Linked DNA regions of Mus musculus: region 1 is linked to region 2. Evidence: chromatin loops called from intact Hi-C (ENCODE). Cell type or tissue: gastrocnemius. All regions are shown on one strand. Links, peaks and the distances in the headings refer to the core of each region. The heading gives the core; the rest is flanking DNA. Region 1 overlaps Adrb3 (adrenergic receptor, beta 3). Region 2 has its middle 20 kb from the start of Eif4ebp1.

Region 1 (2,911 bases), core at 221-2,720, 54 kb before region 2:
CTTCCTTCTGTACTAAGGCCCATAGTTCATAAAATGGGATCTCTGCCAAGAAACCGTCTACATTTGGACACCAGAGATCGCACACTGCATTGGGTTGGAAAGGAGAATGTCATCTTTGGTATGCAAACATCCTGAGACATAAAACCTGAGATCCAGGAGCTCGGGGAACTGCATAGGTTAGGTCCAGTCCACAGGGAACACCCATATGTGGAAAGTCATGTAGCTTATCCTGTGGGCAATAACGGGAGGTTTTATATCTTAGGACCCCCAGGCACAGCCAGTGCCCTGCACGCTATGCCACAGGCAGGCTACTAAACCTTTGGTGAGTAACTGCCTGTTGCTGGATGGAAATCAGCCTGATCATGGATGGTCTTTGCTCTTGGAGTTAAAAAAGAGCCAGTGCAATACTCTGGTCACTTCCATAGAACCTCCCCACACCCCACCCCAACCCCCGTGAGAAACATGTCAGATAAGAGCTGTAAAAACTGAAGCAAGGAAAAAAATAGTATCAAGAGACAGTTGTGACTTCAGCTTTGCTTCTAGAGGAAAATGGAGAGTTCTACAACCCAGGAAGGAAATGGGACGGGAGAGGGTACAGAAACATGTATGTGTGTGTGTGTGTGTGTTGTATACACACATCTATTAATATAACACAAGACATATTGTCCCTTCTCAAACCAGTGCCCTGAACCTTTAGATACACAGGCACACAAAACTGAAGCAAAGTGTTTGCTGATGTCAATGAGACCTTATTAAGCCACTCTAGTTTGTGGTATTAGACATTCTTGAGCCTGGACACAGCAGGCCCCATCCTCCACCCATGAAGACAGATATGTAATGCAGGACCACGCTCCTTCTTGCAACCAGATCTCAAAAGTTTCAGAAAAGGTGGGGAGGAAGGCGAGGCAAAGACTCGACTGCCTCACTTACACAGACAGACTTTCTGGTTGTGTCTGATGAGGATTAGGAAGAAAGAGGCAAGGATTACTCCTAATTTACTGCCCCTGTCAAAACGCAGCTCGGAGCAAGGAAGCCAGCAAGCAGGCCACGAAAAGAAAACAAACCCAGAGAAAAGGCGAGCAGGGGACAAACCACATTCAATAATATTTATTAATTTGATTTTAAGTGGAAAAAGGACCCATTCCAATAGTTTGACTTCTTCCTATGAACCCTGGAATTTCCCCCCCAAACCTTGAAGTCCTAACTGTGAGGTAGATTAGAGCTGTTTTGTGCCTATTGTGAGAGATGGTCCAAGATGGTGCTTAGAGAGCCATAGTGAGGAGACAGGGATGAAACCTCAAACTTTTTTTTTTTCCTGGATTCCTGCTCTCAAACTAACCAGAGACACAGAGCCTGGAGACAGAGTGATTTGTGGAGGAACATGTCGATCATCAGGGTTAGGAAAGCAGTAGGAAGAAAGGGAGGGAGGGGTGCTCTCTTTTCCCTAAGCATACAGCACAAACATAGGCAGGGACTGGCAGGCCTCCAAGGCCATAGGGCTCCTCCCAGGGCCGTCAAGCACAGGTGGCCTGCCGTCCCAGCTGCTGAGGTAGTAGTGAAGTTCAAGGTGGGTCTTAGACAACTTCTCTCGGAAAGAGAGAGAGGACGGTGAAACCCATTTGGTAAGATTTCCCTTACACCTCGTGGTCTAGTCATCGGTTCTGGAGCGTTGGAGAGTTGAGGTTCCAGGGGACTCACTCTGAGTAGAAATCAAAGGCATTATAAAAATGTTGCATCCATAGCCGTTGCTTGTCTTTCTGGAGGAAAAAAAAAATCCCCAGAAGTCCTGCAAAAACGGAAACAATATTTCTTGGGGCAACCAGTCAAGAAGATGGGGATCAAGCACTGGAAGGAAGAGGGAAGTGATTCAGGAACCCTGAAAAGCATATTCACTTTTCAAAGATATAGGGACCATTCCCGCATCCCTCTACTCCACCCCCAAATCCCATAGGGTCCATCCTGCACCCTCCCTCCCCCCCAAGTCCCACCCTATAGTTCTAATCCAGTCCCTGAGGGAGGAAAGCAACTCCAAGCCAACTCACAGCTTCCTTGCTGGATCTTCACGGCCCTTCACGTGGGAAACGGACGCGCACCTTCATAGCCATCAAACCTTTGAGAGAGAGCGGGACTGAGGCCGAGGACTAGGGAAGTCCATTGCTGTCTATGGATATCCCAGACAGGTATAGAGATGCCTGGGTTCCCGAAGAAGGGAACTAAAAAAACAAAACAAACAAACAAACAAACAAAAACAAACAAACCCCAAACTAGAGGCGACCAGAGAGGTCAGAAACCTGCCGGAAGAGCAGCAACTGCCTGTGGGGGTCACCTGGTCCTAAGGTGCGCAATTATCCCCTTCCTCCCTTTTGCTTCAGACCCAGGGATTGGATCCAAGAAGAGAAAGGGCCCGTTTTAGTTCCTACCTCTTTTCTGTCCTCTCAAGACAAAGGCCACCCCCCACCCACACACACACCGCACCCCCATCTACATCTTCCCCTCCCCCAATCTCCAAACTCAAAAATAGAGACAGAGACGTCCCCACCCAGAGACTCCGGTCCCCCGCTCGTGTCCCCTACCTGTTGAGCGGTGGACTCTGCCTGGCTTCAACAGGGCTGGCTGGGAAGGTGACTGCGCGTGGCTCCTCCGGTCCACGGCCACCGTAGCTACACAGAAGACGACGGAAGGCGTCGCGAAAGTCCGGGCTGCGGCAGTAGATGACCGGGTTGAAGGCGGAGTTGGCATAGCCCAGCCAGTTCAGGGCGATGAAAACTCCGCTGGGAACTAGAGAGGGCCCCGCGAGTGCGCGCAGCACGTTGGCCAGGAAGAAGGGCAGCCAGCACAGAGAGAAGATGCCCATAATGAGACCTAAGGTGCGCAGGGCGCGGTGTTCCCGGAGTGGCAGGAGGCGCGCAGG
Region 2 (2,911 bases), core at 195-2,694:
TCTCAGGCAGGGTGAGATTCAGTAAGTGACCTGCAGAAGATTCCTGCCTCCATTAAGAAATGTGTGCCAAGTCTTCCCTACATCCAATGCCTTCATCCTGGAGAACCTAAAACAAACACCCGAGAAAAACGTTAACCCAAGGAAGCCTGACTAAGTGTACACACAGAAACAGGACAAGGTAACAGAGTAGGGACAGACGGAAGGATGTGGAGACTGGAGAAGAGTGTGCATGTGTCTTAGTCACTGTCCTATTGCTGTGAGACGACACCGTGGGCACCACAGCTCTTTATAAAGGAGAGCGTTTAGCTGGAGCTGGCTTACCACTTCAGAAGCATGGTCTGTTATGACAGCCAGCATGGCAGGCACGGTGTTTCAGCAGTAGTGAAGAGCTATGTTCAGGTCTGCAGAAAGAGACCATCAGGACTGGAGAAGAGAGGGAGGGTGAGAGATCACATACTTAGGCCCATCATGGGCTTTTGAAACCTCAATGTCCACCCTCAGTGACACACTCCCACCAACAAAGCCACACCGCCCAATCCTTTCCAAGTTGTGCCATTCCCTGATGACTGATCATTCAAATATATGAGCTCATGGTGGGGGTTGGGGGGAGGGGGGTGAAAGTGGGGGTCGGATTGGGGTGGGGGATGGGGCACTCACATATAAACCAAAGCAATCAGAAAAGGTGTACCTGGAACATGTTTCTGTGGACTGTAAACTGTGCCAGTTGGTGTGTTGGTTGTCCTGGAAATTGAGATGACAATGGAGTTCAATTGCTGGAACAGCAGAATAGCTGTAAGAATAATTTCTATACACCTGAAACTTGAAGCACTTGGCAGGTCACTGTTTTATTAGTGTTTTACATATGTCCATGGGGAGTGAATATTAGAATTAGAATTCCAGTTCCTGTTGGTTCAGCCTCAAAGCTAGGGTCCACATAGGTACCACGCTGAACGGACGTGAAGCCTGAGTTTTTCAGGCTCGGAACTCTTAGCAGACAGCTGTTGGTTAGAGTTGAGACTGGTGTTGAGGGACCTAGAGCCATGCAGGTGTTTGGTGGTCTCTTGGGTTTGAACCAGGGATAGCAGGGATCGAAGGCTCCTGAGTAGTGAGTGCCTGCTGTGTACTAAGCACTTAGTAGGTTCGGAATCCCATTAGGCATGTATGCTGTGATTCCTTTTGTGGATTCTCATTGGAAAGTCAAACCTGGCCTCCTGGAGGCCAAGTGTCTCCACTCCCTCAGGACATACACCCTTTTGTTGTAGGACAGACAGTTAAACCTAGCACGAGCCAGCACCCCAGTGAAGGCAATAGAGAACTCTGTTCTAGACATTCTCTGATCCTCAAACTCCAGAGCAGATTTTGATGTCACTCGGTACTGTGGTCAATGCTGCCCCCTGCTGGAAGAGTTTATTAAAGTAAGGAATACATAAGTTTCTCAGATAAGGCTACTTCATTTAGACTCCATTCAGGAGTAAGTGAGGGTGTTGTATGTGTTGAAGACCTAAGGATTCTGCAGGTTCTCTGTTAAAATGCCACCGGACCCTCACTTCCCGCAATAAGGGGAGGGGTTTCTGAAGATGGCTATGCTACCCTCTGATCCCCACCTAGGCTTGGGACAAGCTTGTCAAGATCTTCTTTATTCATTGGACCAAGCAAGACGGGCCTGTGGACAAACTGCCTTCTGATTGGCCCACCACTGGGCCCTTCAATAGCCAACTGATTCCTTCCATTGCAGGTCTTAACAATGTTTATGTGCAGCTTTTAGCAAGCTGAGTATTTAAACATTTTCCTAGGCATTTCGTGGTCAAACCAGAGAAGAAAGACTGCGTTCTAGAGCCTTATAGGATGGCTCAGATTTGCACTGGAATCGGGAACATTCTCTCTCTCTCTCTCTCTCTCTCTCTCTCTCTCTCTCTCTCTCTCTCTCTCTCTCCCTCTCTTTGTCTCTCTCTCGTCTTTCAGCAGAGTCCCATATAGCTCAGAGTATCCTTGAATTCCTGATTTTGCTGCCTCTATTTCCCAATTGCGGGGACTGTCTAGCCCAGTTTCATGTTCTGAGTCTTAAAAAAACTAACCCAGATCCCCAATCAGGTCTGTTTTCTGGCTTTCCAGCTGAACCTCTTGATTCTCCATGACGTTTCTAGCATACTAGAAAGCTCAAGTGTCCTATCAGCATCAATATCCAAAAATTTACACAGAGATTTAAACCAACGTATAGTATGCATTTTTGGGTTACTTACTGTATTAGGGTTTCTGCCGCTGCGATAAAATACTAATGACCAAAAGCAATTTGGGGAGGAAAGAGTTTGTTTTAACTTACAGCTTTTAAGTCCATCAGCAGGGCAGGAACATGGAGGCAGGAACTAGATCAGAGGCCGTGTGTTTCTCTCTCTCTCTCTCTCTCTCTCTCTGTGTGTGTGTGTGTGTGTGTGTGTGTGCATGTGTGTGTGTGTGAAAGCCAGGGCCAGGGAGCGAGAGTGGTGGGTTGGGGGGGCAAGGGAGAGGAAAGGGGGTAAGGGATTTTCTGAGGGGAAACTAGAAAAGGGGATACTATTTGAAATGTAAATAAAGATAAATTTTCGTGATAAACTTGACTGAACAGAGAGTCATCTAGGAGACACCTCTGGGTGTGTGTCTTTGAGGAGTTTCTAGAGAACTTCCATTGAAGAGGAAAGATCCACTCTGGATGCAGGCAGCACCATGTAGGGCGCAGAAGCATCCTGCTGCTCCCAATGGGCTTGGGGTCCTGGGCTGACTGGAAAAAGAGAAGAAAGCCGGTGGTGCACCACCATTCACCTTTGTTTCCCTGAGCGCACACAGTGTACCAGACAGCACACCTCTGCTCCCATATATCTCCCCTATCATGGTGGGCTGTTCTGCTTTGCTTTCTGTTGCAGCAGGAAACACTGAT

What was found. A loop is a pair of places that touch in the nucleus more often than their neighbours do. Peaks named below come from ENCODE experiments on the same cell type or tissue, not always from the same donor. Only the 100,000 strongest peaks of a DNase experiment are listed, where the experiment ranks them.
Region 1: a loop joins it to region 2, with 6 times the contacts of the local background. A loop is called at or near these places in 29 of 42 quality-filtered maps.

What each region holds. Positions count from the first base shown.
Region 1 is chr8:27,224,684-27,227,594 of GRCm38, forward strand. Adrb3 (adrenergic receptor, beta 3) reads right to left here. Exons shown (of 4, transcript NM_013462.3): 2 at 2,574-2,911; 3 at 2,043-2,110; 4 at 1,093-1,845. The coding sequence ends at 2,071. Among named protein-coding and RNA genes, the nearest start is that of Gm45470, 3.3 kb to the right of the region's middle. In gastrocnemius, for the core only: no CTCF peak of the experiment used is centred there; DNase peaks (open chromatin) are centred at 1,505 and 2,641; H3K4me3 peaks cover 135 bases.
Region 2 is chr8:27,278,790-27,281,700 of GRCm38, forward strand. No RefSeq gene overlaps it. Among named protein-coding and RNA genes, the nearest start is that of Eif4ebp1, 20 kb to the left of the region's middle. In gastrocnemius, for the core only: a CTCF peak has its summit at 1,401 (motif pointing left); a DNase peak (open chromatin) is centred at 1,384.